Linked DNA regions of Mus musculus: region 2 is linked to region 1. Evidence: chromatin loops called from intact Hi-C (ENCODE). Cell type or tissue: left cerebral cortex. All regions are shown on one strand. Each heading gives the region's core, and the rest is flanking DNA. Links, peaks and the distances in the headings are about the cores only. Region 1 has its middle 8.2 kb from the start of Ranbp6. Region 2 overlaps Il33 (interleukin 33).

Evidence for each region. A loop is a pair of places that touch in the nucleus more often than their neighbours do. Peaks named below come from ENCODE experiments on the same cell type or tissue, not always from the same donor. Only the 100,000 strongest peaks of a DNase experiment are listed, where the experiment ranks them.
Region 2: it touches region 1 in a loop (2.3-fold over the local background); 4 of 42 quality-filtered maps call a loop at or near these places.

Annotation. Positions count from the first base shown.
Region 1 is chr19:29,813,046-29,829,201 of GRCm38, forward strand. No RefSeq gene overlaps it. Among named protein-coding and RNA genes, the nearest start is that of Ranbp6, 8.2 kb to the left of the region's middle. In left cerebral cortex, for the core only: CTCF peaks have their summits at 8,134 (motif pointing left) and 11,450 (motif pointing right); DNase peaks (open chromatin) are centred at 8,125 and 11,470.
Region 2 is chr19:29,940,084-29,956,239 of GRCm38, forward strand. Il33 (interleukin 33) reads left to right here. Exons shown (of 8, transcript NM_133775.3): 2 at 9,577-9,684; 3 at 11,893-12,018; 4 at 12,647-12,757; 5 at 14,460-14,585; 6 at 15,118-15,168. The coding sequence starts at 9,588. Among named protein-coding and RNA genes, the nearest start is that of Gm41832, 21 kb to the left of the region's middle. In left cerebral cortex, for the core only: a CTCF peak has its summit at 8,250 (motif pointing right); DNase peaks (open chromatin) are centred at 5,656, 8,298 and 10,178; H3K4me3 peaks cover 774 bases; H3K27ac peaks cover 1,107 bases.

The DNA.
Region 1 (16,156 bases), core at 3,774-11,773:
CGCTGCTCCCACTCTCCGCTGCGGCGGGGTGAAGCTGGCAGGCGGGGGTCTGGGTTTTACAGGGTGGACGGAGCTGAGTGCGTTTTAGGGGTATCGTCCTGTTCTCCGACCGATGTGCTCCTGTAGAGGCTGGAAGGAGATGGGGAGAAATTCGCTCCGCAAGTCTACATACTGTATGATGCCGTTATTGTTTGTAAAAGACCTCGAATAAGCACCTCTAGACGAACTTTAATTAGCACCTGCTATGGAGTGAGGGAGGAGGGAAGAATGGAGTATAACTGCTGTCCGGGGATTTCTTTTTGAGGGTTGGTAAAAATGTTCTGCAGTTGATAGTGATGATGGTTCCCCCAATGTCATGCCGTTCTACTAAGAACTACCGAATTATACAATTTAAATTGTTAACTGGGTATAGTGAGTAAAACCATAATAAAACTACTTGCAAAATAAACTCAATCAAAGGTTAATGATTTCCTCCCCGTTGCCACACCCAAAGAAGTAGAACCCGAGATGTTCAAACTCGGGCGTACATCCCAATCTCTTGTCCTGTGGATTCTAACAGAGTGGGAAAGACAAATGAGTAAGGTGGGAGGTGATCTGGAGTAATGATAATGAAGCTTCTTGAATCCTGGTCTTCTATATACATTACTTTTGTATTTTTGTTACTCAAGATTTTCCTTATGTGTTTCTAAACTGTAATATGACAGTTCAGTTATTAGAATCCTAATTACCCATGAATAGGAAGCTGCAAAGATTACCCTAAGAACAAATTCCCCAAGGCTATGTATTTTTAATGTAGGCAGATGAGTTATTTAAAACCATAATTATAAGGTGTAACAGTCTGAGATCAGATCTTCCTCTCTGCCAGCCATTGTCACACTCATTTCAGCCCTAGGTAATTCTGTAAGGCTGATAAAGGCAGACAAAGCACTACTTTAAACCAAGAAATGAAGAGCCAGAGAGGCTGAGGCTCACAGCAGATGAGTCTAAATTCTACCTAGTCTTAAGGCAGTGGCACCTTTTGTCACCACAGAACATCCCCTATAGCCGCTGTTGCTTTTGCAACGTCATCAGAGACCTTCATTTATTGTGTTCTGTCTTAAACTTTGCCAAGAAATCTGAATTTCAGTCTTGTGAAATTCTGCTGCATATACACACAAAATGGAGAAAGTCTAGTTTCACATTAACAAGTTGACTGACCAAATAGGTGGTCTCATAAATTAATTTGTAATATGAAACTAGTCTCTGAACAGTGTTTCTCATTTGGTGAACCATTTCAAGGCCATTTAGGGTGTTTATTTTAAAATACAGATGTTAGGACCAGCTTCCAAATTACTGTACTAGATTTCTGAGAACTGTAACCCAAACATGCATAATTAATAAGCACAGAGAGATTTTATATAAATACCTAAACTTTATAATTATGGATCAAATCAATTCTTGTTTTGATTCTAAAATCTTACCTACAGTGCTTCATCTTGTACCAGACTCACTGCTCTTCTTACTGCTCCTAGAAAAAGTTTGGCTGCAAAGCCTCTGCATCTGCAGTTTTAGGAAATGTTAACGAATGCTGGAGAAATGCTTTCCCTACAGCTGCATCCGTTAGCATACTAAGGGCTTATTAAAACCACAGCAAGATCCAGTGACAATCCTCTGTAGTGTTTGGAACGTAAATGACTGACAGTGCCAAGGCCTGTGCAAATGTGGAACACCGGGAAGCTTGGCTATATTATATGGGAGTATATATAAATTAGTACAGCTTGCAACAATAGTTGAAATGCTGTTAAGATTGTTCAGTCATCGAGCCACCAGCCAGGAGCATACATGGGCTGGTCCAAGGCCCCTGGCATGTATGTAGCAGAGGTTTGCCTGGTCTGGACTCAGTGGCAGAATATGCACTAAATCCTCGAGAGACTTGGGGCCCCAGAAAAGGGGGAGGTTTGCAGGGGCCAGGGAGAAGCACCCTCTCAGAGGTAAGGGGGAGGAAGAATGAGATGAGGAACTGTGAGGGGGGGACCAAGTGGGGGACAATGACTGGAATGTAAATAGAATAATTTTTAAAGAGATTGTTCAGTTGTACATTTATTCCACCAGAAAATATTCACTGGAGCTTTATCAATCATAGTGCTGGACACAAAAAATATATCTATATCTATATCTATCTATCTATATACATATACATATACACATACATATGCATATGTATATATATATATATGTATATATACATATATATATGTGTATATATATATATATACATATATATATATATACATATGAGAGGAGCTTGGAAATGGCTCAGTTGATAAAGTTCCTGCTATGTGAAGAGGATGACTACCTGAGTTTGGATCCCAGTACCCATGGAAAAGCTGAGCACCCCGTTGCACATATATAACCCCACACAGCACTGTGTGGGAGCAGGAAGAAACAGGCAGATCTCTAGAGCAAAATGGCCAGCCTAGCCAAATTGATGAGCTCAAACTTCTGTCAGAGGCCCTTTCTCAATAAGGAGAGATAATTTAGGAAGGCACTAGAAACTGACCTCTTAACTCCACTTGCACAAATGCACCCCCCACCACCACCACATGAACACAAACTATACACCACACACACAAAGATCAACTACATGAAGATACTTATAGGAAATGGTAAATGCCACACACTCAGGGAATTAGTGTGAAAATAATTCTGCCCAGGCATTACGGAGGCAGCTAATCCACTGGGGTGTAGAGGAAGTCAGCTGGGAGTTTGAAAAAAACAACATTCCCTCGATCTGAATTATAATTTGTGCAGTAAAGGATAAGGGGGAACTTGATAATTTCTTTTAGTCAATATTCAGAGTTGATGACATGAATCTCAGATGGAAGTGATGCCTGACTGGCTTTTAAGAATGAGTCCTAATTAGCTATCTTGGGGACGGGGGCGGGGGGGGCTGTCCAAAGTAGACAAAACAACTTGCTAAAATGCAGAGGCCTTGAGGCAAACTGTGAGAGCTCTTTGCCAATCCTCCAGGGTCAGAGCATTAGGGGGGAGGCGCCTGAGGAGCCTGGGACAATAAGGAGGAAGGCAGGGAAGTAAGTAGAGCAGACGATGAAAGTGTCATAGTCCACACTGAGAAATGTGGATCCTTCCCCTAAAGGTAACTCGATTTCAATCAAGTGGTATGAACCAAATTTTAGAAAGATTCCTTTGGAAAGAATATGAAAAGGGATGCACACAGAATAGACATTGAATAGGTCAATTACCAGTTCAGTTTACCAGAAAGTCCAAATCAGCTGACTTTGATGGTAGGAAAGAGGTCAAAGGCTCAGTAGCACACACACCAAACAAGGAAGTGACTAAGACATCTTCCCATGAGTTGACCCAGTGACCTGTTTCGACCACATGCCGTTCTTTGCCAGCTTATTTACTTCTAAAAGAATAAACAGCAGTGTTTGTGTCAATCAACACACTGCTCTTTGGGAGGAAAAGGCTTTTCTCAAGATAGGTGAATCTTGGAGTCCATAGTTTGTTCTTTCACTGGTCCCCACATGTTCAAATGACAGTTATAATTTCAATAGTAGGAGCAAAACTGAACCCATCTTAGAACAATCATTTATGACTTATTGCTTTAGAAAAACACAAGATGATTTACAATCTTAGCTCTCTATTTTAAAATGAATGATTCTCCTGTATTCATTTTTTTTTCATTGCTATCCCCTTCTTTCCCCCATGAGAAGTAGGGGAAAGGCTACTACATAATAGCCAAAATTGGCTTGCCAATTTGGTTAGAATTGAGCAATTTTAACTTTTATAATTAACACTAGCTGTGTTGTATTGGTAGAGAGGGCATCTCAAGATTACTTCCCCAAAGACATCTCAAGGACATCTCAAGGGCATCTCAAGGTTATTTCCCCAGAGACAACTAAGGTGTTTGTTAGCATCTTACCAAGTGGTAGAAAATTCAAGACAAGTTGCAAATTTCACCGAAGAGCTGAGATTTAGAGCCAAATGAGAGGGATAGAATTAAGTTGATCTTGCATGATATAATCCAGATCTAAAAATGATACAGAAAACCAACAAAAATGCCACATACACTTTAGCTAGACTAAAATGAGACAACCTCAATATAAAAAAAGAATAATGCCTACAGTAGGCTAAAAGAAGATTAAAAATATGAACAAAAGTGACAAGTTTCTAACATCAAAAGTTACTAACCCCTTAATCATCTTCTGAGCTTCCTAAATTGGCAGCTCTGAAAATGGACTTAAGGGAATAAGCAAGTTTCCCTTGTCTTTTCCTGTACAAATTTTAAGTCAGATCATAGAGACCATTGTGAGTGACTGTTGCTCTGTGCGCACTCCACCTAATGAATTCGAAAAGGATGCCTCAGTCAGAAAACCACTCTGCCATAACTTTGAATGAACCAATGAATCTTAAGTAATGATGACCAGCAAGTGTTAGACCACTAGATGAAACATACCTTGGGAATTTCAAACTAGGGAGTTTAGGCTGAAGCCACTGGAAATCATCGTTTGAACTTTGTTATGAATCCAGAAGTGCCATTTGTCAATTGTCTCTTAGCTCTGCATCTATACTTGTATTATTTGTTCTCTGATGCTAAGATTAGGCTTTGGAAATAAGTTATTCCATTCATAGCTGGATTTTTTTTTTCGAGACAGGGTTTCTCTGTGTAGCCCTGGCTGTCGGTGCTCTTAACCACTGAGCCATCTCTCTAGCCCCACTCTGGGCTTTCTTACTTTTTCTCTAAAGCTCACCCCCTTTTGTCCGAGCAGCTGCTTACCAACCTCCATTGCTAAATACATGCCTTTTCCTTTTCTCATTTTCCCTCTTCTCAGCTGCTGCCGAGATTTCCTGTTTGCCTGCCTGGTTCTCTTTCTCTCAAGCATAAATTTAAATATGCAAGAGTTTTCTTCTTGGTCCCCTTTAAAAATATTTTATTAATGACCAAGAACCATGAAAAGAATGTCATCATTTCCCTAATAACAGAAAGATGTTCCTATTTATTCTACATACTTTGGTACAGTTGGATTCATTTTTTTGAGTGGTGTGTTTCTTGTGGTGCTTGTGTAAAACATGGTAAATGTGACGTAATGCTCGAGTATAGACACTGTCGGGGCCAGGCGTGGTGGTGCACGCCTTTAATCCCAGCACTTGGGAGGCAGAGGCAGGTAGATTTCTGAGTTCGAGGCCAGCCTGATCTACAGAGTGAGTTCCAGGACAGCCAGAGCTATACAGAGAAACCCTGTCTCGAAAAACAAAAACAAATAAACAAACAAATAAACAAAAGACACTGTCTGAGTCCTCGTTGCTAAATAGGGAACATCCAGAACCTGTCTAGGAAAACTTGGAGTTTCGGAGCCATTGAAAGCTCTGCATGGCCATCTGCGTGAGAGGCTCCACCCAGCAGCTGACTCAGACAGATGGACATTGACACCCACAGCCAAACAGTGGATGGGGCTTGGGGAATTTTATGAAAGAATAGGAGGAAGGACTGTGGGCCTCAAAGGGAATAGGACCTCCACAGGAACCAACAGAGTCAACTAACCTGGACTCTTAGGGCTCTCAGAGTCTGACTCACCAACCAAAGACCTACGTCTTTCGCACTTGAACCCAGTTGAACTGCTGTGTGAAGGAAAATGCTACACAAACTTAGTTCAGAAACAATGATAGCTAAATCTCTGGGTGCAACAACTAAAATCCTAATCTTGTAAGCCTTATTAAATCTGAATTCCCCCGTGGTGAATCCTGATTGATCCACTGTTGAAACCAGGAGACACTAGTAATTACATCTTGTCCTCATGCTATCCCCGTCCAAAAGAGACCTAACTCTTTCCTGCTTCCTCTCTTCCTCTGTCCAATCTGGAAGTCCCACCTACTTGCCCAGTGATTGGCTCCTTTATTCATTAGAAGATTGGTTCACAAGAACAGCACCAGGCCCATCTACAACAAATATGAATATAGAAAAATCGTACAACATTAATTAATGTGGGACTGTTTCCTCCACTTTTTCTATTCTCCATTCCCAAGGTCATTTGTGCATTTTTCCCCTTGGGGTCTATTTGTAAGGAAAGGAGCAGTTGGCTGACGGGAGTTCTCTCTGCGCTATAGAAGCTTCAGTTCATCAAGGAGATTGTGTTGAGGTGGGTGGGGAAGAAGGAACAGGGAGGATGTTGGGTAGCCTTTCAGGGAAAGAATTAAGATAGAGAGAGCAGATATTTCTATCAGGTTTGTGGAGATGAAGGAACTGGATCCTCTCATGTTCGTGGTCTAAAGGTGAGGCTGCTTGCTAATTGCATAGCTCCTAGCCCTGGAAAATCCCAGCATGTGCACAACAAGGTGGTATGACAGCTTCCAACTTCCAAGATGTCACTTGAGTTTGAGTAATGAGGGTGTCAGGGGTGGCTCCTGTGACCAAAGCCCAGAGGGAGTTCTCTGCTTACTTTTTTTTTCTTGATAAGTCCCATGGGATGAGACTTTAATACAAAACAAAACAACACAACAAACGTAGTCGAACCAGAGGTGTCTGGAATTATAGACATAAGCCTGAGGTGAGCTACTATCAGGGCACAGGCAGTGGAACCTCAAAGGGACCTTTGATATCCATAGCCATGGCTGGAGTCATAGCCAAGGCTTAGAGGAAATGAAGTAAGGGCTCAGGTGTTTGGTACAGGAAGCCAGGCTTAATGATGGCTAAGGAATAGGAGGCTCAGAGAGCTTTACATTTTTATTTTCATTCTGGTTTTAACAAGTAATACTTTTTTGGAGAAAAATTAGCTTAATTTGGTTAAATGTGAATGTAATCTTTCTGATATAGCCTTTGTGGTCTACAGTTTATTTTTACAATAGCAATGCAATGTTCAATATAAGCACTTTTTTTTTTTCGAGATAGGATTTTTCTGTGTAGCCCTGGCTGTCCTGGAACTCACTCTGTAGACCAGGCTGGCCTCGAACTCAGAAATCCACCTGCCTCTGCCTCCCAAATGCTGGGATTAAAGGAGTGCACCACCACGCCCGGCTATAAGCATATTTAGGAGAACGAGATTTCTTCTAATAATACACTAATACACATAAACAGTCACATACATATACATATGTACTCATGTCTAAAATATAAGGTTAAAAAAATTGTGGGGCTGAGTGTAGAGCTTCATGCCTTTAATCCTAGTATTTGAGAGACAGATAGAGGAGGGAATCTCAGTGAGTTTAAGGCCAGACTGGTCTATACAGCAAGTTCCAGGTCAGCCAGAGTTGCTTAGTGAGAACTTATCTTAAAACAAAACCAAAGAAACTCATCCAAATAAACTTAGGGTGTGCCTACCCTTGTATGTTGGTGTCTGACTCTAACACCCCACCCCCAACACACCATCACCAAAGCTGATCTGGAACCTTTCCCTGCTTATCCAAAGAGTTGCTTTGCATTTGACAGGCAGCTCCATCCTTTATTCTGCACCGGATCGTTGTGGACCATTGCTCCATTACATCATAACTCCTCACACTGAAAAGTCCTGGATTCCAGAAACATCATCACCATCATCACCATCACCATCACCATCATCATCATCATCAACAACAACAACAACAACAAAAACCAAACTGAACAAACAAAAAGCCAACTCAGACCAGATGCCTTTGCCACATCACCCTCTTGGCTCTCAATTAATTTACACAGGTTCTTAAATAGGTTATGTTATGTTGGAATAATGAACTATAATATCTAATCCCCACATATCTCAGGCTTAGTATGAGATTTATTTCAAAAGCATGTCACATGGTCACTATGGTTCAGTAGTGCGACACTGCTCATTGTAATTAAGGCCTCAGGCTGATGAGTATTTTAAATTACTGGTGGTCCTTAAAGAACTCCAGAAGATCTGTAAAGTAAATGCCTCTTTATTTTAGATGAGGAATAATAAAACTTCACTAGGTCATTCTAGTATCTAGATGAGAGGAAATAAGAATTTAGGAAAAATGTACAACTTTGTTTTTTCCTCTAGCTTTCTCTTCTTTGCCTGAGGTCACCTTCAGACCTTTACCTTGAGGGTTATTTATGTAGAAGGGACTCAAGGCTTCTTGAGTCAGAGAGGGTTGGCTGTCTTGCCCCTATTTGATCAGTATCACAGTGCCCTCTAGTGGGATTAAGGCTCCTCCTAGGTGCTTTAATAAGACACCTCAGTAGCTGAACTTCTTTAGAGCTGTCTTGCTGGGCCCAAATAGATAATTTTTATTGTATAGAGACTTCCTTTATGTCTTCAATAGCCTTTTACACACACACACACACACACACACACACACACACACACACACAACATAAAAATATTTGCACCGTTGAGGACAAAAGGACAATTGAATTCCCGAAGACTTTTGGAATAATGATTCTTTTAAAAAAAAAACATTTTTTAATAGATGCTTTCTTCATTTACATTTCAAATGCTATCCCCTTTTCTAGTTTCCTCTCCGAAAATCCTCTATCCCCTCCCCTCCCCCGGTCCCCAACCCACCCACTCCCACTTCCTGGCCCTGGCATTCCCCTATACTGGGGCATAGAATCTTTGCAAGACCAAGGCCTCTCCTCCCATTGATGGCTGACTAGGCCATCCTCTGCTACATTTGCAACTAGAGACATGAGCTCTGGGGGGTACTGCTTAGTTCATATTGTTGTTCATCCGGAATAATGATTTTTAATCACAAGACTAAGCGAGAAGAGTTGCTATAGATAGGAACCACAATTGCATCTTCCAAGTCTGCTATAGCTTGACTGGAGCCACGGACACCTAGATGCAACAGAATTCCCATACAATCTGTTTTCTTTGTGATCCTCTCTATATCCATTTAAAACTAATCTGAGAGGGACTCCAGAAATCCAGTGTGCTGGAGAATTATTTGGCACATGTCATGGTCAGTAATCAGAGAGGGATTGCCAATGACCAGTTTTGGCATCTATGTGGTGGGTAAACTGAGGCAGGCAGCCATTTGGAGGACAGTGCTTAGAGCCACTGACAAGGGTGGATCCAGATACCTACATACCTACTGGCCAGTGGCAGCCAGTGATTAGAGAAGTTACTCAGCTGACTTTCCTCTGAGGAAACAGAGTTTAATTTACTGGGGCTGGCATTTCCTGTGGCCCCTGGAAAAACCGTGAACTCTTTTAACTCCTTGGGACCAGGGAGAAAGAGAAGGAAAGAGAGAGTTTACACACACACACACACACACACACACACACACACACACACACACACACTGGATAAAGCAAAAGGCAGAATCCAATAACTTCATACACACACATGCATACATACATATAGAACTATAGACAGACATATACACATTCACACATAGAATGGTTTGAGCAAAGCTCCAGCAAGCAGAGTCCAAGCATTTCACACACACACACACACACACACACACACACACACACACACACAAAATTGGTGGATGGAGCAAGCTCCAACACACACCCAGACAAGGTTTACATATATTCATTCATACATACATACATACATACATACATACATACATACATACATATATACAAACACACACACATATGATGGGTAGATGGAACAATGTCCCAGCCCCCATACTTTATTCTTTCTTCCATAGCTTATATATCCCAGAAAAAAAAAATCTTTCAAGCAGTATAAAATTACAATGTGATCACATTTTAGGTTTTTTCTAGTAGTGAATGGTTATTAAAAAACGATGTGTTTCCCCAATACCTTTACAAGAAATAACATTACGTAGTGCAGGTAAAGAAAACAAATTAGTCTCCAAAACTCATGTACATTCCTAACTAAGCCACTTGTTATAGATTAACAAAGTGTAAGCAAGCAAGGTAGTTTTCTCAGCCAGCTTCTCTTACTGGCAGGCAGCAACTTTCGGTTACAAAGAAAGGAGTAATTATTTTATTATTTATCTTTAAAAGCAATCTTTTAGAACCCTAGAAGAATCACAACTCTAAATTTTTATATAAAAATCAGTCACATCTACCTTAAATCCTCAGAATGCATATCTGCTCATCAGCAGTTCTTCATAAATCATACTAGAAAGCTGAGGGCAAAAAATGGGTATAAGAAAGCAATCACCCATCACCAGTCCAGCCTCACTGGGAGTCAAGTGAGTCAGCCAGTGCTGCCATTGTTCTTGTTCCCTGACCGTAAAAGGTCCCTAGCTTATCTATTAAGAGTGTGTCTTTCTGAATTTCAGATTGTTCCCTAAGATTTTTTTTTTTTACATCAGAGCCAGCAGTAAAAACATTACAACCTAGCTTCACTAGCAACTTGATTTTTCCTAATTTTTTTTTAAAGGGTGGTGGTCACTGCTGACAATCTGCATCTCTAAGTTCTTCTCTAGGGTGGTGATTGAATCACTAATCTGCTCCAGCAGCAATGCCTGAAGGAGATCAAGCGTTAACACTGTGAGTGTCAGAGATACTGCCTAGTGAGGGACTTGAAGCCCCCTTAAAGTTTTCATACAGTTCTTAAATTAAGAGGGATGTGAGGGCAGCAAGCAGAACAGAACTCCATAACAGCACGAAGTCCTCAGGACATGTGTCCCTGGGGCCAAGCTACACCGACGCCCACCCACGTGGCTGTGCTAACCTGTGGACTGCAGTCCATGGGTTCTAAAACGATTTATTGTTTCTCCTGCATGGCCCTCAGTCAGGGACTTACAACTAAGGAAGTGCTTATGTTGGATTGGCCTGTGGGTACATCTGTGGGACACTCTGTGAAGTGCTAGTTGCTGGAGGAGGGTCCATCCCACTCTGAGTGTGCCGCCCTGGGCAGGCAGGCTTAGGCTCTATTAGAAAAGTAGCTGAGCAAGTCAGAGGAAGCAAGCTTGTAAGCAGCATTTCTTTGTGGTTGCTGCCTCAGTTCCTACCTCCTCGTTCCTTCCCCGAGTCCCTGCCTTAGCGTCGGTGGATAAAACTCTAACGTGAGATACCTCGATTTCCTCCCAAGTTGCTTTTGACCATGGTATTTATCACAACAGAAAGCAAACTGGGACTATATGGTTAAGAATTTGAGTTTTATCAGTGTCTTTGTTAGCTTCTATTGCTGCGACAAAACACTATGGGCAAGGCAACTTATAGACAAAGAGTTTCTTGGTGGTTTACAGTTTCACAGAGTGAGTCCATAGCCATCAAAGAGGAGAGCATGGCAGCAGGCTGGCATGGCTCTGGAGCTATTAATAGCTGAAACCTTGCACTTTGAGACCTTGTATTTTGATCCACAAGCGGGGAGGCAGATTGAGGTAAAGGAGAGTGGTTTCGCTTTTTGAAATCTCAAAGCTCCTCTTCAGTGAAACACCTCCCATCAACAAAGACACATCTTCTGATTCTTCCCCAAACAGTTTCACCCACTGGGAATCAAGCATTCACACATCTGCGTCTATGGGGGCCATTGCCATTCAAATGACCACCATCAGCGTGAAGAAGCATTCTACATATTACCAGTGGGTGGCGCCCCTGCTTGAAGAGTGAAACAGACTGCAGCAAGCTGCTTGCACAACCACAAAGGACCTTCCTAGAGGTTTGAGAAATAATGGGAGTGAATTAGGCCCAGAAAGTTACAGTAATCTTAGGCTTTAAGTGAAAGTCACAGATGAATGCAAGTCCATTAATTAAGATGTTATAGTCTGGTATAGTGGAGCCCACACAACACAGAGTTGGTTAAATTGGCAAAGATGAACACCTAACTGCAAATAACAATTTTTACTTCAAAAAAGTTGTGAGGCAGGAGTGGGTGAGTGGGTTGAGGTGCACCCTTCAAGAGGCAAAGAGGAGTGGAGGGGGATGGAATGGGGGGTTGTGGAGAGGTATCCGGGAAGGGGGATATCGTTTGAAATGCAAATGAATAAAATGATTATTAATTAAAACAAAAAGTTGGGAGAGAAGGAGGTGGTAGTGAAGTGGGCAGAGTTACAGATGAAATAAGAATTCCTTGTGAGTCAGGCCAAAGCAGGGTGATGAATAAATAAAGGGTTCTTATCTAATCCATGGTTTTGTATATATTTGAGATTTTTCATTAAGAATAAAATCAACCTATACTTAAGATAACAATGCCAAGGAGTGAGTCTGAGTATGTGAGAATACACACCAAACCACAGAGTTAATAGGAGGGAAAGGCTAAATATTGACACAAAGGAAGCCCTAGCTCACAGGAAATGAAGAAACTCTATGAATGTATAGTGCTGAGTCACGTTGTTCAAACCTCGTTTTGATTACCAGGAAAAAAAAATCAGCATTGCATTAGCTTGAAAGGTCAATTTTAAAGCAAAGTATCAGTTGTCTTGTCCTTTTGTTTCTGGTGAATCTGGGATGAGCAGATGGGTGACACCTTCTATAGAAAGTCCAGAGTTAGTGAAGGCAAAAAGCTCTAGCCTTCAGATACAAAGGAACAAAGGGAAATGTCCCACCTTACAACTGTAAATTCTTCATGGCTCAAAAACAGAGAGGACCAAGCTGGCTCGTTCTGATTAATGATGGTTCATTTAAAGATACTTCTTTTAAAGAATCTGTTTTATACAGAAGTGGATGCTCACAGTCAGCTATTGGATGGATCACGGGGCCCCCAATTGAGGAGCTAGAGAAAGTACCCAAGGAGCTAAAGGGATCTGCAACCCTATAGGTAGAACAACATTATGAACTAACCAGTACCCCGGAGCTCTTGACTCTAGCTGCATATGTATCAAAAGATGGCCTAGTCGGCCATCACTGGAAAGAGAGGCCCACTGGACTTGCAAACTTTATATGCCCCAGTACAGGGGAACGCCAGGGCCAAAAAGTGGGAGTGGGTGGGTAGGGGAGTGGGTGGGAGGGTATGGGGGTCTTTTGGGATAGCATTGGAAATGTAAATGAGGAAAATACCTAATAAAAAGTATAAAAAAAGAATCTGTTTTATGTCCACTGACAATACACACACACACACACACACACACACACACACACTATATATATATACACATACACACACACATATATATATATCCATTAAAATACTTTTAAAAAAATCTATGAATGATTCTATTTATACAAAAGGATAAAACCCTTTCAACTAATCTTTCTTAGTATTCAGAAAATTCTTGTTTTTTCTTTTAATTGTAAAAGGATATACATACATACACACACACACACACACACACACACACACACACATATATATATATATATATATATATATATATATATATATATATATATAAACATTCATATGTGTAGGTATTTTGCCTAAATGTCTGTGCACCATTTGCATGAAGTGTCCATAGGGACGTTTAATCTCCTAGAACAAGAGTTATAGACAGTTGTGAGCTGCCGTGTGGGTTCAGGCAACCAAACCTGGGTCCTCTGAGACAGCAGCCAGTGCTCTTAAACTGAGCCATCTCCTCAGCTCCAAGAAAACTCCCAGTTTTAAAGATTTTGCTGAGTAAGATTAAGAAGGTATTTCTATGTTTAGTTGTACATGGCTAAGTAACAATCACAACTTATTCTGCTATACATGCACAACACTCTATTCTCTCAAACAAAAGGAGAAGTTTGTTAATGATAAAGCAATGCATTTTCCTCTAAAACACAAATGACTTACAACCCTATTAATAATGCAGTCAGTTATCTCTTTGGCAAACTGAATATTTTCCCTTCTATATTTTAGCTATCATGAAGGCTCTGCCAAGAGATGGAATTTGGAATAAGGATGATATGACTTACAGGAAGCCAGAGGCTTGAGTGTCACTTCTGGCCACCAAGGACTGTGGTGAAGAAGGAAGCCAGACTGAGGGACAGTTGAGTAGAGAGGGCCTTGCTGCATACCACATTTGGGCTGTAGAAGGAGCTCTCACACCAATCATGGCCAGCCTGTGCATAGTATGGGACATTGCTCACACCTTCTGAGATGTGTTGGCTATTAGGTGCTGAAGATGGAAAACTGTAATATATCCCTGAAGTTCTGTGAGGAGTGCAAGCCTCAAAGCTGGGACTAGGATAATGTGTGGACACCCAGGGGTGCTGTTGTCCTAAGCAAGAGAAGGTCAGGAAAGGACTGTCGTGGGGCCAAGATGGTTCAAACCATATCAGACCCAGAAAATGCTTGAAGTTATACCAGGAAACTGAGATTTTTATCTGTGGATTCCCTTGTCTTTTGCGAATTTTTTTTTAGGAGAACACACGTATGTCAGCTATTTGTTCTGTCCCATCCTCAGTCATATTTAAGATGTAGCTAATGCACCCTTAGAGAGTGAGGCTAAAGCTGCAGAGTTGAGCAAGAACATCAGAAGACTCTGCCTGCATTCCACAGTGTACCACGCCACCTCTGCACCTCTGTTGTCCACCTTGACTCAGAAGGAATAGATTTCTACCTCATTCAAAGCATTATTGCTGGTGTTGCTATTGTACATATATCTATAGGGACTCTTGATTTCTCTGACTGCAGAGTGAGGAGAGGACCACAAATAGCAGGGATGGTGTGATTCAGGCAGAAAATGCATCTTTGGCCCTGTGTCCTGAGCATCATAGGTACCGTACCTCCTCTGACACTTAGGGCAGAGGCAGTGATGAGCCCAGGAAACTTAGCTTTCACCCATAGTTACCCTGTGCATTCCTTTGGCTGTGTGGACTCAGAGTCTGACTTCTGGTCCTCTAAATGTCTGTGAGCAACTAGCTAGCCTTTAAATGAGTTCCCTTGTGACCTCCTCCTCCCCTTCCTCCTCTTCCTCTCCCTCCTCCTCCTCCGCCTCCACTTCCTCCTCTTCCTCCTTTCTTAAACTATTAGTTCTGTTGTTGGTTGCTAAGTTCCCTCACAATATGCTTCTGAAAGGCAAGTTCAGGGTTTATGCCGGCCAAATCCCTACTTAGGTGCATTAATACTCTAGAATTTTCACTTGCCAACTTGCTGACTTCTGCTTCAGATCTATAGCTTTAAATATACAGAAAACGTTTTACACAAAGTTTTCCTTTTATGAAGAAAAACCAGAGTGCTAGCTGAGTGATATCATCTAATCACACCATAGTAAAAGTGACCCTTTAGGGCACCCATAGACTATGCCTCAACTTCACAATGAAGTTCAGTGATAGTGTGATAGCTTTCCTCTTTGTCCCCTTGTTTGTGATCTCTTTTGTTCTTAAGACAGACATATCCAAAGGAATATTTAAGTATAGGTGTATATAAGATTAAGTTTCGATCATGCCCCTAACATAAAGTCTTGACCGTTAGCAATACCATTTATGGTCAAAATCAGATATGAGGGATCTGACCTGATCTCCCTTCATCAGGAAATGTTTTTAACTTTTACAGTAACAACCATCTCTTGCCAGACATTCTGGAAATGTTTTTAACTTTTACAGTAACAACCATCTCTTGCCAGACATTCTATCCAGAGAGAAACTCATGACTGTGCTCTTTTATGATTCAAGGGAGACTAATTTTGAGCATAGGCAGTGTTATCTGGATTTGACCTATTGGGAGATATTGCGAAGATTTCCACTTCCAGAATTGCTTTTAGAAATGACATTATGAACATTTGCCAGTGTTCGTTAACAGTAATTTACATGTACAATAAACTATAGCACTCGTAAGCACCCAAGATGGACACACTAATCTCTTTTGAGTAGCTTCATTGCTACCATGAAGTACTCCGACAAGAGCAGCCCAAGGAAGGGAGGGTTTATTTGAGTTCTCAGTTTGAGATGGGGAAGTCATGACCTCAGGAGGTTGAGGTCACATGACCCATGGTTGGTATGCAGAGAGTGATGAGTGATTGAGCTTCCCTTACTTTCCATTTTGTACAGCTCAGCTCTACCCCTGGGAATGGTACCTCAGTGGACAAGTCCTTCTATCTCAACATAACCAAGATAACCACCCACTGGCATGCCCAGGGATTCTCGATTCTGACAACAGTAACCACCACGATGCCATCTCTATTTCTGTCCCAGTTTCTTTTCCTGTTGCTGTAATAAATTACCCTGGAAAAAAGCAACTTAACGAAGAAAGGGTTTATTTCAGCTCACGGCTCCACCATGGCGGAAGTTAAGGCAGCACGGGCTTTAAGCTGGTCGCATGATGTCAGCAGTCAATGAGCAGAGAACAAGGAAGGAGTCCTGCATTCTGTAACTGTTCTAACCTCAGATCTCAGGCTCGTCCACAGTCCAGCTACAAAACTGTCCCAATGG
Region 2 (16,156 bases), core at 4,187-12,186, 130 kb after region 1:
CCCAAATTGGGTCCCTAGGATCTATGTGAGAGAGCTCACATCTAATACCCTCTTTTGATCCCCTTGGGCAAAAACAGGTATGTGTGTGTGTGTGTGTGTGTGTGTGTGTGTGTGTGTGTGTGCAAATTAATTTTTAATAATTAAAAACCAATACTAAGTGCCTCTCACTTTAAAGGCTTAAAGGAAATCTTTCCAGTAATAATGTGGTCCTCGCCCTCTTCTGGAGGGTGATCTGTCTAGACTCATTGCTTTGTCAGCTTTCTCCAGGGAGCACTTCCTTTCCCAGGGAGAGGGAAATTTCAGAGCAGTGGGAGGAAGGAAAGAGAAAGTAACTCAGCTCCGAGGAGGAGGGAGCTTTCACGACAGCTTTCCCTTCCCTTATTCCAGCCTCCGCCTGAAAGGAAGTGAAAACCAAGAGGGCACAGAGTTGGTGTAAGAGACCCACTGTGCGTCAGCATTGTCCTGTGATGAAGTCACTCTGTCTTAGAAAGCTTAGCCATCGACTATCAGCTAAGACCATGTGATGGTTTCAACTTGATATAACTTACAATGTCTGGAGAAAAGAGCCTAATCAAGGGGGTGTGTGCAGCGGGCCACACTGTACGGATGGCTTTGGGGGATGGTCTTGGTTAATGGACGTGGAGGGATCTAGCCCACTGTGAGTGGCACAATTCCCTGGTGAGGAGGAGGGGACTTCTAAGCAGTATAGGAATGGAGAAACTGAGCTGAATGCAAACAAGCCAGCCCGTAAGCATTTGTTTCCTTCTCTTGACTGCGATGAGATGTGAACAGCTGTTTAAAGTTCCTGTCTTGACTTCCCCCACGGGGGTACATAACCTGAAATTATGAACTTAAGTAAAACCATCCTTTTCCCAAGTTGCTTTTTGTTGGAGTATTTTATCACAGCTGTAGAAATAAAACTAAAGCAGATCATTTGGGGACACTGCCTCTTTCTATGCACTAGCAATATGTCTTTGAGATTCCCATCACAGACTCATGAATCTTCTCATGTTAGACCATAAAGGCTTGACACAGCATAAACTAGAACTTAGGCCCTGGAATTCAACATCATCCCATTCTAGCAATGTTCCCCATGCCTTCAGGGAAAGAGCTTGTTATCAGATCCGGCTTTACTTACAATTAGCAGTGTGGCCCTTGCCAGACCATCCCTGGGCAAGAGGTGAGCTACTGTTTACGCCGCTAACAGGGAGATAACCATATGCAAATAGCTAGTGAAAAGGCTCCTGGCTCACATAAGATGAATGGCCAAAGCTGTGAAGCTGTAGTCACCTCACGGACACTGTCCTCACTCAGGAGTGTCTTAATGGCTACAGATGACTCAGCAGTTAAGAGCGCATGCTGTTCTTGCGAAGGACCTGGGTTTAGCTGCCAGAACCCACATATGGCAACTCACAACCACTGGTAAATCCAGTTCCAGGGATCTGAGACCCTCTTTAGCCTGTGTAGGCACACACTCACACACATGCATGGTGTGCATAAATGCACACAGGCACGTACAGTGCACATACATTTTTTTAAACAATATATATATTATATGTTGTTTTATTTTATTTTTTTAAAGACTGACCTATTGTAAACTCCTCGCTCACCCTTCTTCTTGGCCTTCAGATGTTTCTTGTATAGTAGCCATAGTTTTTTTAAAAGGGAAAGGCCAGGACCCAAAGCTCAGTTGGTAGAGTGATTGCTTAGCATGAGCAAAGTCCTGGGTTCTAGGCACGATGGAGACAGAGTCAAGAGAGTCAGAAGGCCCAGACTGGGTCACTGAGCTTAGGTACAGTGGGCAAAGGTGCTTCCTGCTAAATCTTGTAAGTTTGATGCTTGGAACCCGTGTAGTAAAAGAGAGCAGCCGTCCCTGCAAGTTGTCCTATGATATTCATGGCCCGTGACTAACAAATAAATGTAATTTTAAAAAGTCCTCTACGCAGCGACTTGTATCGAGGTCTGGGATATGTGAATTTTCATCTAGAAGAAGAAGAGGAGGAGGGAAGGAAAGAAAAGAGAGAGGGAAGGGAGGAAGGGGCAGAGGGAGGAAGGGAGGTAAGAAAGAGAAATGAAAAAAAAAAAAAGGTCAAATCACATCCATATTGCTTAAAACCTTTTCTTTGGCTCCTTCTGTCTTTTAAGTTGAGGCTAGGCTACTTCCTTTGGCTTCTTGAGCCCAACCAAACATGCCTCCTGCTCTCTACCATCTCTACCCCCATCTACTATGTTCCTGATAGCCTATTGTGGTTCAACCAGGCTCCCCCTGTTCTTTAAGCAGATTATGCCCATCTTGAACTGAACCATTACCCTGGAGTGTTCTTTGCACAGAAGGCGTTTCTGCCCCACCCCCAGATTCCTTGCACTTTGTGGAAGGACCTTTGACATTAAGTTGGGACTGCCCTTCCTCAGCACCAGCTCCTTTCTGGGTTCCTGACGTCAGTGTTCGGGAAGATTGTATTTGCCTGAATATTACTCAACAGCCGCCTGCCAGTGTCGAGTAAGCTTCAGAAGGCAGGATTTTGACTGGTTCACCACTGCTTCCCAGCACCTAGCCTAGCAGCAAGCTGTCTGACTCATTGGCGTCATCATTAGACAGCCCTCTGTACACAGACTCAAGCCTATCACTGCTATGACCTCAAGAGACCTCAGAGAAGTTAGATTTCCTTGTAATGATTTCCAAACCACTTAATTACTTTCTCTAGGGTCAGAGGTCTTTTCGATATTATCTATCTTTTCCAAGTTCCTTCACAAAGTTTTCAAAGAGTCTCACTAAGGAAAGAAAAGTCAGTAGCCAAACCGACATTCTGATGGCATATCAACAGCTCTGATCATCGAAGAGAATTGCCTGACACCTAGGAGGACAGGGGTGTCTCGATAAAGGACTTGCTGGTTGACCAGATGTAGAAAATACACCAAACTGAAAAGAAAATCTTCACGCGGTGTCCCATGGGCTCATGCCGATGGACGTCCCTGACCTAAAATGCCAATTCAATATTTACTTAACGTAACTTCCTAAAGGCCAAAGAGGCCGCCATACACATTAGTACTTTGGAAAAGATGACAGCTCACACTTTTTGTGTTTGAGACTTGGAACTATGATGTTTCTCACGCTGACACACAAGAGCTCTTTGAAGTGTGTGGATGGCCCACATTCAACCGTATACACGCTGTACTGACCCCTCAAATGTGACCCCAGCTCTTTTCTCAGCATATTTTATCTGGGATTTCAATTGGACATCAAACTGGTTTTCTTTACTCTTTTTCTTTGGATGGCACATCACAGAGTCAGAAAATCACAAAGTACAGTGAATGTTTAACACGTTAAAAGCTTCCTGCTATCAGCCAGGCATGGTGGTATATGCACTTTAATCTCAGCACTTGGAGGCAGAGGTAGATGAATCAATCCCTGTGAGTTCAAGACCAGCCTAGTCTACATGGAGAATTCCAGGCCAGCCAGGGCTACATAGTGAAACCCTTGCTTCAAAAAATAAAATAAATAAATTTTAGAAGTTTCTCGATATCAGTGTTCCTTATTCTATTCGCAGGCCTCTGCACACTGCTCCCAACATAAACACTAAAGCTTGATTTTGTCTAAACTGGATTGCAAACATAATTGGAACAAGCAGTTGAAAACAATAGCATACATATATACATATATATGTATATATATAAAAGTGTATATATAAACATATACACATATACATACAGTATATATATATATATATATGTATATATATACACACATATATATTGAGGCTGGTCTCAAAATCACAAAGATATATTGACTTCTGCTTCCAGGGTGCAGGGATTAAAAGTCTGTGTTACCATACCTCACCACAACTTACATTTCTATGCTAACAGTAATCATGAATCAATCAAAAATCCAAGTATAAAATGTTAAATAATGAGCCGGGTATTGGTGGCACACGCCTTTAGTCCCAGCACTCGGGAGGCAAAGGCAGGTAGATTTCTGAGTTCGAGACCAGCCTGGCCTACAGAGTGAGTTCCAGGACAGCCAGGGCAACACAGAGAAACCCTATCTTGAAAAACCAAACAAATAAAAAAAATGTTAAATAATAAATATTAGAAAATAGCATAAGCAAATCTTTTAGTCATAGATGCAAAAGATATCCTAAGTTGAGACACAAAACCCACAATTTTAAAATGAAAGTATTGAATATTTCTATATGATATTTAGAAATTAGATATTTCCACACAAAATTTATAAATTGAAATTTCATTTAAAAATCCAATAAATAGTACCAAGGGACAATGTTTCAATTAACATTGCTGACGGGGTTACTTTCTTAACTTAGAGACTGTATCTCATTATTGTGATAAAATTCCTGGTAGAAGCAACAGTAAGAAGATAGGGAAGATAAGGTTCATTGCAGCTCACAGGTCAGGTGGTACAGCCCATCACGACTGAGAATGCACGGCAGCAGGAATTCTGATATAGCTGGTCACGTGGTAGCCTCACCCAGCAAACAGAAAGCTATGAAAGGTGGTGTTCAGCTCACTTTCTCCTTTTTATTCAGCCGAAGACCCTAACACTCAGAGTAGTGTCCACAAAATATTTCTATTCTTTAGAAAGATAAGTGTGTCAAAGGTGACAAGATGTATTGCCACCTCAGGGTGGGGAGGGGAGAATGGGAGCAGGGGCGGGGAAACTCATGCAGACTGTTGACCAACTACAAACCAACATAGACTTTTGGAAGTCACATGGAAATAACTATTAAATCACGAGGTGCATGCACCTCTTGATCCAGAGGTAAATTGCAAATTAATTATAAATTAATGTTAGCAAGGAACTTCAACATTTTCTAAGAATCGTGCACATGCACCACCCCACTTTGGCTGGAATACTAATGTCAAGGGAACAGAAAGGAGAAGCCTAGAAAGAGCCCAGTGTTAAGCACTAAGGAACTGGTTTATTTTAACTTACAAGATTGAAAGCAGAAAACACTCAGGATCCAGGGTTCATTTTAGAGAACGGAAAACACCGGCTCAAGAAAACACCGGCTCAAGAAGCATTTGCAGTAGGATTCCACTTCCCAATTAGAAACAGATACACAGGGCTGTTGAGATGGCTCAGTGGGTAAGAGCACCCGAGTGCTCTTCCAAAGGTCCAGAGTTCAAATCCCAGCAACCACATGGTGGTTCACAACCATCTGTAACAAGATCTGACACTCCCTCTTCTGGAGTGTCTGAAGACAGCTACAGTGTACTAACATATAATAAATAAATAAATCTTTAAAAAAAATTTTTAAAAAAAGAAAAGAAACAGATACGTGTGTGACATAGCCCCATAGAGGAAAGAAAAAACTTGAGAGCATAGATACTTTCTAGACATTTACATATTTTCTAAGGGCACGCATATATCCTTTTTACAATCAGAAAAATATTTACCTGAAAGAAAGAAACAAAAGAACAAAACAAAACAACAAAACAAACAAACAAAAAACCAACTTTCTCCAGCAAAGGCATCACTGAGCATCTGTTTTAAAAGTTACATTTAAAAGCCAGTAATTAAGTATATCTCTGAAAGGACGGGTCTGTGGGGAATCTGTCTCCTGGGAACAGCTACACACCCTCACATTCCATTCATATCGCTCCATTTGCATAACTTTACTCATCAGCTTCTGTTACCAAAGTTGTTTAATCTGAGCTACCATATAAATAGAACTGAAGCGCGACTGTGTTAGCTCTCCACCGGGGCTCACTGCAGGAAAGTACAGCATTCAAGACCAGCTATTTCCTGTCTGTATTGAGGTGAGTGCCAGGTCAATCTCTCTGTTTCTGAGGGGAACCAATAGTAGCATCTATCAGCTCTCAAATGATTCTGATATAAAGAGAGAAAAGACTTGTTACTGGAGAAAGTGGCTTGTTTATCAGAATGGGATTTGAAACCAGTTCTGGGTTATACTTTTAGTTCTGCAATTGTGATAAAGATGCTGACAGTCTTGGTCGATGTATCTGTCCTTAATGCTCACTCCTTAGTTTCTTATCTGTTCAACCACGCAGGCTAGTAGTCCTTTAGAGCAAAGTTCTTCTACATGAGTTTGCTCAAGCTCGTCCAAGGGAGGACGAAAGGGAAGGGAAGGTTAGGAGATCAAATAATTAACTGAAGATAGAGAAAGGCAAAGGCAGGCAGGGCGTCTCAGTGAGGGGCTGCTGGTATTGTTATTATGTTAACATGCATGAACTCTAAGTCTCCAAGAAGAGAGGCTATCGACTGCAACACACAGGTTTATTTAAAAGACAATTTTAATGACTAGAAAAACATTGTTTCTAGGACACATGCACCCTCTGGTGAAAGAGAAAACAGAAATCAGCACTGTTTCAGGAAGCAGCTCAGAAGCTCAGCACTAGCAGTGAGCAAGGGACCTCAATTCCTCCTGGTACAGGCAGGCTATTATTTAAACTGTTTCCTGCCCAACTGAAAATCTGACCTTTATGTGGTTAGCTAATCCTATTACCCCACACAGAAGGCTTAAAAATTAACTATTCTGTAAAAGCTATAACTCTGCTTTAAAGGAAATTATGTATTCTGAGCCAGAAAGGATGACTGACCATTGTGGCTTAGTAGTATGGATTCAAGTTACCCTAAATGATACATTCCTAAGTGAAAGCCATTACATTAAGGGTTTCAGGCAAAGAATAAAGGCCACCATACACCAATGTATTCAATAACTGCATTAGTCATAACACGTTCGACACACAGAAGACACAAGAAGGAGGAGGTCTCTCTTGTAGGTTTTGAATGCTTGCAGCTTCTTAGCTTTGTGCTATGCATAAACAGCCCATTCTGAGAGTATCAAATCAGATGCCATTATTAAAAGAAATGGCTGTTTACACAAAAAGCCTAAGACAGCCAGAGATAAAGTTTGGCTCTTGATCATTGACCAATGATCAAGACAATGACAATATTTTACTCAGTGAACGAGAAGAGTACGTGGGATTATTTAACCCAGCCGCAGCTTCTTCAGGGAACTCTGCCTTATGTTAGTTAACATCTTCCGAAATTTATTATTACTATTTCAAGAATATTAATATTTCAAGAAGCTGGCCATTTGCTTTGAGTATAAGAAGGGCTGAGTGTTTGAAATAAAATACCAAGTTCTAATCCACCCGACTCCCACCCCCCAAGCCGCACCCCGCACCTCCTCGAAGTTGTCAACTGATGCAGTTGTTGGATGTATTGGCTGGCATATGGTTGCCTTTGTTCTTTGCCTGAAAGCCTTCATGCGACTGCTTTCCGCTTAGGAGTGCATTGTTTAGGGAAACTTGAATCAATGCTACTAAGCCATGATCAGCTATCATCGCTGGCTCAGAATAAATGGTTCCCTTCAAAGCAGAGTTGTAACTTTTATAGAGTAGTTAATTTTTAATCCTTTTGAACAAAAGAGAGAGAGAGAGAGGATGATAATGGAGGGAGAGAGAAGAGATAACAGTTTTAGTTTCATTGGGGGGGTGGTACAGGATAAGAGATAAGTTCTACTTTCATTCTTCTACACATGGATATCCAGCTCTCCCAGTTTAAAAAAATTTTTAAGGCTATATTTTTCTGATGTGTTTTTGATGCCACTAGCAAGAATTAGACGGTTCTATTGGCCTGAGTATGACATAATTATATTTTGATTTTTAAAAAATTTAAGAAAAAATAGACAATGTGTTAAGGTTGAAACAGTGTGGGGAAGATAACAAGATTTAAAACTCAAATGTAAAAGAAGTAGATAAAATTAGACAGAAGAGGGATAAAAATGTTTTTAAAAATCAAAATAATAAGTAATAGTTTTAAATGAGAGGAAAATAAAAAGAGAGACGGAAGCACCTTTCCGGGTCTGTGAGCAGAGGGCAGAGGGCTAGAGCTTGCTCCCACTAAGCTGGCTAGAATAGCGAGGCCAGTTGAGAGCACCCATCCTCAGCCTCAGGGCTGTGTTTACTCTAGACTGTAAAAGCGTAGATGCTTTCTTCCTTTGCACTTATGGGGCCATGGCATCCCCCGACGATGTCTACATTCCTTAGGCTTGGGCAGGTTATCATTCACTGAGGCTCTCTGGAGTCCGCGACTGTGGCAAAGTCCACCTAGTTCACCTCAGAATGAAGGGAGCAAACGGCTCTCCTAGTTATGTCCAGATGGAAGAGCAATCAGCCTGTCCTGGTTTATAAGTAATCTTCAGCTACCTGCTTGGAGGCCTCAGTCATCCCCAATCCCAGGAGCTGAGTAGTCCTCGCCACCAGAGGGCGGGAGCACTGATCACTGTGTCTTCCTTCCTCAACTGAGCAGGCTCCCCGTAATTGAAACTTCTCATTGGTTCGTTCATCCGAACCAATCCCTTCCAGGATTGCCTCATAGCCGGTCACTATGGCAGCGTTCCCAGGCATCCTGATTTGGCACCTGTCTGTATTTTCTGATCTTCAGAGTTGCTGCTGGTCACAACACTTTTAAACTACCGGAGAGTGACGGTGTGGCGTCTTTACTCTAGGCAGCAGTGGACAGGAACTCGCCCTTAGACCTAATTTCTGCCCTGGCTTGTGAGAACTGTACTGTTAACCATGGGTTTCTCCCGCTGCGCTGCGAGCAGCGCAATTCTATTCTTCTGGTAGCCTAAACCCAGATGAACTTGTGATTGTTGCTCCCTCCCTCCTAATCCTTCCCAGTCCCTCTCCCCATCCCCCACCAATGCCTGGAACCGGGACTGGAGCTCTGGACTGCTTCCTACTTCGTGTTATCTTTTTGTTTCTCCATGAGTTTTAATTGCCCTGTTGTTTTTGTTGTTGTTTTGGTTTTCCCCCTTTATGCCCAGTGATTTCTCCACTAGATCTCCTTGGGCTTTGGTTTGTCCTTTGTTACCCTGGTCTTTGAACTTGTGAGAAAATCGGCAACCTTACTCCATTTATTCTTGAGGAACCATGCTTAATCTTGATCACTGCCTGCCATTACTCTTTTTAAACATTCAGCTGGTGCCAAATCTGACCCGAGGAAACCCTCCACGGTGGCTCCCACATGCTTTTGACACAAACTCATTTAGTTTTTTAATAGCTGGACGTTTTCTGGCATAACGTGTTTTATGGTCATTATTACTTTCCTGACCACGAATCTGGAGTCAAAGTTCCTTCCAGTGGAGAAAATATTTAGAAAATAAAATGTGTACACACACTGCTTGTTTAATACTGACTCAAATCTAACATCGCAGGGCATTTGCCTTGGCTTCTGAGTTACGTATTTATATTTCTTACCCCCCTACAGTGAGAAATCATACAAGATCAGTATCGCTATTTTTTTTTTTTTTTTGCTATATACTACAACAAAACAGTACTGAGATTTCAACACAAACATGGCATTAACACTAAGACTACTCAGCCTCAGATTTCTCTGTGCTTTCATTACTTTATTCTTTGATTCTATGGCTAGATTCTAGCCTAAATGTAGAGTCAGAATACTATGCTGAATTTTATTCTCCCCCCTCCCCCCTGTATGGCTATCAGTTTCATGGTGAGATAGCCAAGGTTGCTTCTGATGACTTCAGGTCCATATAGTTGGATTAATGTTATATTTCAATCCCACAGAAACCTGAAAAATGAGACCTAGAATGAAGTATTCCAACTCCAAGATTTCCCCGGCAAAGTTCAGCAGCACCGCAGGCGAAGCCCTGGTCCCGCCTTGCAAAATAAGAAGTAAGAGCGCTCTCTTTAACCACTATTAAATCTATTATCAAATATTTGTTATTTCAACATGAAGACGGGCGACCTTACCAAAAACTCTCAAGTATACAAGAGCTGAAAAGAAAGAGAGACAGCTTGTTGTTTTCTTAAACAGACTTCACAGCATCACCGTTGTTATTTGGTACAACATAGGACAGTTGACCACTTATTCTTGGACTAGTAACAAGAAGGGTAGCAGAGCTCTGGTGGACAGAACGGAAGTTAGAGGGTGATGGGAAAGGAAAGCGATGTCCCCTTCTGCCCTTCCCGAGGTGCTGGACTGCTCACACACTTCTTTCAAAGCCAGGATTTAAAAGAAAAAAAATTGACAGTGGTTTCTGAATGGCCAGAAAAAAATCACAGTTAAATTAATCCTTTCATTTGCAGTTATGTCATAATGCTCTGTGCAGATATAATGACTCAGTGCAAGTGACTCGGTGTTCCCAAGTTTCCTCCTATTAAAGAATGCACTGTCTTCAGATCCAAGAAAACGAGGCCCTTTATCGGCACTGCCTTGTGGAGTAGACATGCCAGAATGCCTGACATTGGTGCCCGCGCTTGCTTCGAATACTGAGATCTTACAATTCACATGTTCTAGTTTTCATCTCCATCTCACCCTGGAATACTATTTACGATGTCCAGAACACAATGGACTTTTCTGCATGGGACTTAAATTTTTCTTGGGCTAAGTAAAATGAGAATTAACAAATAACTCGTTAATCTTTTTAGTTCCGTTGCCTGAATTTGCATTTGACTGCTCCCTCAGATGGCAGTGCTCACTTACTTCTTCCCCTACCAAATAAGACTCTGTGTAGCTCACACTGATCTGGAAACTCGCAACCCTCCTGCTTTAGCCTCTTGGGTACTGGGACTAGAGGCACGACCACATCTGGCCAGTGGTCCTTTTCTTTGATGGAGGTAGAGTCTAATGAGTAGCTTTGATATTAAAGATATTGCATTAATTAATTTTACACCGCTATGGCCAAATACCCAGCAGAAGCAACATAAAGGCTTCATAGCTTAGAAGATACAGGCCATTAGGATACAGCAGGGATGGTGGCTGAACCAGTTTGATCTCTGGTAGCCTTAGCTTCCAGGGACTTCTCATATGGCACCGCCCAAGAGTGGGAGATGAAGGACCAGGCTATAATCTGAGACTGTCCCCCACGGTCTAGGTATATCAGCAAGGCCCCAAAAGTTTCACAATCTCCCAAAGAGTTTCACTAGTTTGGGACCAAGTGCTCAAGGACAAGATTCTGTGGGAACATTTAACTGTAACACACTTCTTAGCACAACTCTGAGCTATGTAATTTTGGGCAGTGCCATGAACCCTAAAAGCCTCGAATTATCATTGTAAAACTAAGATAAAACTTTGCAAGATAATCATGAATGGCTAAGTTAAAAGACACATAAAAGTAATTAGCAGAGTGTTTGGCCTCGTTTTTATATGCAGTCAATGGCAGTTCTTTTAGTATCAATAACCTTTATGGCTTACAGCCATCCTCCAAAAATTATGACGAGCAGAAATCTCCTATGGATGTTAACGTGCCCCTCAGTTAGGCAAAGATTGGTCCATACTGAATGTAGACTTGGTCCTTCAAATGGAATTATGAAAACAAAACACCAAAAAAAAAAAAACCCAAAAAAAAACAAAAAACCCCAAATTTCTAAAGACCTAATGTCTTTAGACCATGTGGCAGCAAAATGCAACTCCAGCCTCTTGTCTATCAAATCCCAAGGTCTGGAACGGCTCATTTTAAAAGGCAAATTGATTGAATTCAGAACCACTCAAGGCATTCGTGAGGCATGTCTTTAGGTATGTGTCTATGACAGCATTCTCTGGAAAGGATTGGCTTAGACCCACCCTGAAAATGAGTAGCTGCGACATCCCCTGGGCTGGATCCAGAACTAATTAAGGAGAATACGGATATAGACACACCTTCCCTCCATAAAGAACCTGAGACACAAGCAAAACTAATCCCTTTCTCCTTTAAGTTGCTGCTTGTCAAAGACTTGGTCACAGTAAGGAGAAAAGACTATTTCATTTTGCATATCCTATCTGTGGCTTGCTGTAAAATTAATGAAGTTAACTAAGTAGTGCTGTTCCAGCCTCTGTTGGAGGCACGTGTATATTATAGGATATGACCTACATAAATCTACCTCTTTTTTTCCTATTGTTAGGATCCCAACAGAAGACCAAAGAATTCTGCCATGTCTACTGCATGAGACTCCGTTCTGGCCTCACCATAAGAAAGGAGACTAGTTATTTTAGGAAAGAACCCACGAAAAGATATTCACTAAAATCGGGTAAGTACATTTCTGGAAAGACTGATGGGCATCTATTTGCTTTTACTTTCCATACACACACACACAACACACACACACACACACACACACACACACACACACACACACGCACACACACACACAATTGTTTTTCTTACCTAAATTCTCCTTGAGGAAAAGAATACAGATGATAATGTGTTGGCCATTTTAGAAAGGGTTTTTCTATTTTAGAATTTCTAAATAAATATTCAAAAAGTCTATTCTAGAATCCACTTTAGAAATGGATACACTGGTGAGTAAAAACAGAAGACACAAGATTATGTGTAAATATGTAATCATGTGGTGTGATATTTTGTAATATAGAGGAAACAAACTAAATGGTTCATAGTGGCTGCTTTGGAAGGCAGTAACTGTGGTGAGTGGCTTTCTGTTTATTTGTTTGTTTGTTTCTTCCTTTGGTGTGCTCTACTGGAGTGCAAATGGTCTTCACTTTACGTCATTATTAAGGAGGAATTGATCCCATTAGACCATTGGGTGGCCACAGCCCTAGGATCACTTACCACCGTCGCCATATTGGCCATCAAAAAAGATAGCATATTGGCACAATGAAGATTGCTGACTCAGCCCAAGCCCCACTACTGTCTTGCAGGTACCAAGCATGAAGAGAACTTCTCTGCCTATCCACGGGATTCTAGGAAGAGATCCTTGCTTGGCAGTATCCAAGCATTTGCTGCGTCTGTTGACACATTGAGCATCCAAGGTATGACTGGTCATAGGGGATGTGTGGGGTGAGGTGGGAGATAGCACATGGGGCCTTGGCAAGGGCTATTGCATAGAGCAAACTCAGGAGTATGTCTTCATATGTATTAGAAACGTTTGTTTCCTGCTTGGGTACCAGTTCAGTGGTTATCCAAATTGGGTGTGGTGGAGCTGTGCCTATTTAATCTATGGTTAGCATTCCACTTGTATTTTGAAATACTTGCTATAGGTTGGGAGCATGTCTTCATCAGTCCTGATAAATGTAATATCCTTGGAGAGAGGAAAAAAACAAAGCACCAGTCCCCACATTTCAAAATGTTCACCATGAAAGAAAATAAAGGAACTATCTTTTAAAATAACATGATGTGGCTTGAAGAGTAGTTTAAAGTTTTTGACCATTTTTGCTGCGTTCTAAGTAAAATGGTAATTATCAAGAAGTGAAGAGAACCCAGGGCGTGTAGTTCAGTGGTAGAACATTTGCCTCATGTGCCAGGCTCTGCATGTAGTCTCTATCAATGTGGGAAAAATTCAAAGTGAGGGTTGGGCATAATGGCATATAATCTCCATCCCAGAATGGGGGAGGCAGGTGAATTCCTTGGGTTCAGGTCTGCCTGGTCTACACAGTGAGTCCCAGAACAGTTAGAGTTATATAGTGAGAAACTGTCTCAAAGACAAACAAAAGGCCAAATTAAATAATTAACAAATTAGCAGCCCCATCACTAAGGAATCGTGATTAAGAATCACATATTGCCATTCTAATATATATTATTTTTATATGTGATCTTATATAAAACAACTTAGAATGTATTTATGTATAGTGTGTATATATATTATATATATATATATATAATATATACTTAGTATATGTTTAATATAAATACATTAACCTCCTGGTCAATATTCAGTTTCTCACAAACTGGATTTAAATTACTTTAGATGTTTAGATGTTTAGATGTTTAGATGTTTAGATGTTCACATGCAAATTCTTTCTATTTTGTACAGTAAATTTGAATGTAGGACCCTCAGATGGGTCCAAGTCTGCTTCAGTTTACCCATATATGCTTTTAAAATGTTATCAAGTGCTCTGTATGTGTTTCGATTGTCCGGGCAAAAGCAGAACTAGTTTACATCTGCATCCCCCTAGACCAGTGACTCAATCTTCCTAAATGCTGTAACCCTTTAACATAGTTCTGCACGCTGTGGTGACCCCAACCATAACCTTACTCTTGTTGCTACATCATAACTGCAACTTTGCTACTGTTATGAATCCTAATGCAAATATCTGGTCTGTAAGATATCTGATATGCAATCCCTGTAAAGGGATCATTTAACCCACAAAAGGTCTGGACCACCAGGTTGAGAAACACTGCCCTAGAGTGTTGGAAATCTCTAAGTGATCATGCTTTATAAAGGGGAATACATTCACCTATGTCTTCCAAAACATGACCATTCTTTGCAGCTGTCCCCTAGACTGTGGGAAGGTAAGAAAAGGAGCTACCCTCCTCGTCCTCACCCCAACTGTGCAGGAAGGTAACACCTTTAATCCCACCCTGGTATCAGCTATGGTACTTAGCTTTTGCCTATGTTACAATGACAAAGTAGAGCTCACACTAAAGACCAAAACTCTTCAGAGGAAGTAATTCATATAAATAACCAAGAGAACGGTTCATAGAATCCTTTGTGTTTTTTATTCTTAATGACAGGAACTTCACTTTTAACACAGTCTCCTGCCTCCCTGAGTACATACAATGACCAATCTGTTAGTTTTGTTTTGGAGAATGGATGTTATGTGATCAATGTTGACGACTCTGGAAAAGACCAAGAGCAAGGTAGAGTATCTCCTCACGTCTATACTTAGTAATGACTGGCAAGGTTTAAAAAAAAAAAATCTACCAAGTTATCAACAGTGGATTAACTGAGCTATTCAACAGCAGCAAGTTTCACCATCTTTGGTAATTTTAGTCCTTCCTATGTCAAGAAGGTCTCAGTGTAGTCACATTCTTCAGGGAATAAATCAGACATTGAGAAATACCTATTGAGAAATACAGAAAGAGGGACTACATGTATCTACAAATGCTGAATAATAAGATCTTGTTCACCTTTTCAGTGTCCCCAAAGCATAGTCTTTTGTGAAAGATTATCCCTTTGTCATAAACAATACCACCTGCATATTGGGGAATCCATCAGAGCAGAATATATTTTAAGATCTTTCTAAGAATCACTAAAGTTCCGCTTTTTTGGTATATGACAAAAGGAGAGGGAGTTTGTGTTCCCCGCCCAGCCCAGCCCCAGGACGGGATGGAACCGAAACCTTTTGATACGTTCCTCTGTCACCCAGTGACACCCAATGTTGTCTTTCAGACCAGGTGCTACTACGCTACTATGAGTCTCCCTGTCCTGCAAGTCAATCAGGTAATGTAGAGGCAGGGGGAGGGGGTGGTGTTTGCATTCTCATCCAGAACAAAGCTGAATCTGAAGTAGCCCGTGGTTATCATGAGGTTCAGAAGGTTATCTTCAACCCCACACTCATTGTAAAACCTTACCTCATCTACTTCTGAATTAGTAGGAGAAAAGCCTAGCTGCACTTATAATAGTACAGCCATAATAGTACAGCCCATCTCAGCCAAGACTCAAAAGATTCTGCTCAAAGGTTGCCCAGAAGCAGTTCCTTCTACATCATCAGTCCATCCATGCATAATGGCTCACCACTATGGCCAGTCAGCAAGAGACAGGAAGGCAGGTGAATACATATGTCTTCCGCTTCAGGGCACAATTGTGTACCACGTGTCTGCTTATCTTCAGTTGGTCAGAACTTAGTCTGAGAGCAACAGGAGGAGAAAAGTTCTATTATCTGTTATCTATTAGAGGACAGCTCTCAGCAGCTTCCCATGAACAGAGGGAAGCAGGTGACCAAAGCAGTATCCATTGGCATCAGTTGAATTACAAAAGATCAGAACAACAACAGAAAGTAAAAACTAAAACCTCTCCTCAGAAAGATTTAGAAAGACTCTTGGGCTGGCCTTGGTGGTGCACATCTTTAATCCCAGCACTCAGGAGGCCAAGGCAAGCAGATCTCTGAGTTCAAAGCCAGCCTGACCTACAGAGTGAGTTTCAGGACAGATAGGGCCACACAAAGAAACCCTATCTTGGGGGAAGGAAGAAATAAAAGGAAGGAAGGAAGGGAGGGAAGGGAAGGGAAGGGAAGGGAAGGGAAGGGAAGGGAAGGGAAGGGAAGGGAAGGAAGAAGGGAGGGAGGGAGGAAGGGAAGGAGGAAAGAAGGAAGAGAGGGAGGAAAGAAGGAAGGAAGGAAGGAAGGAAGGAAGGAAGGAAGGAAGGAAGGAAGGAAGGAAGGACTACCTGGTATTTGGGTGCAAATACTTTTAAATGGATTAGTGAGCTA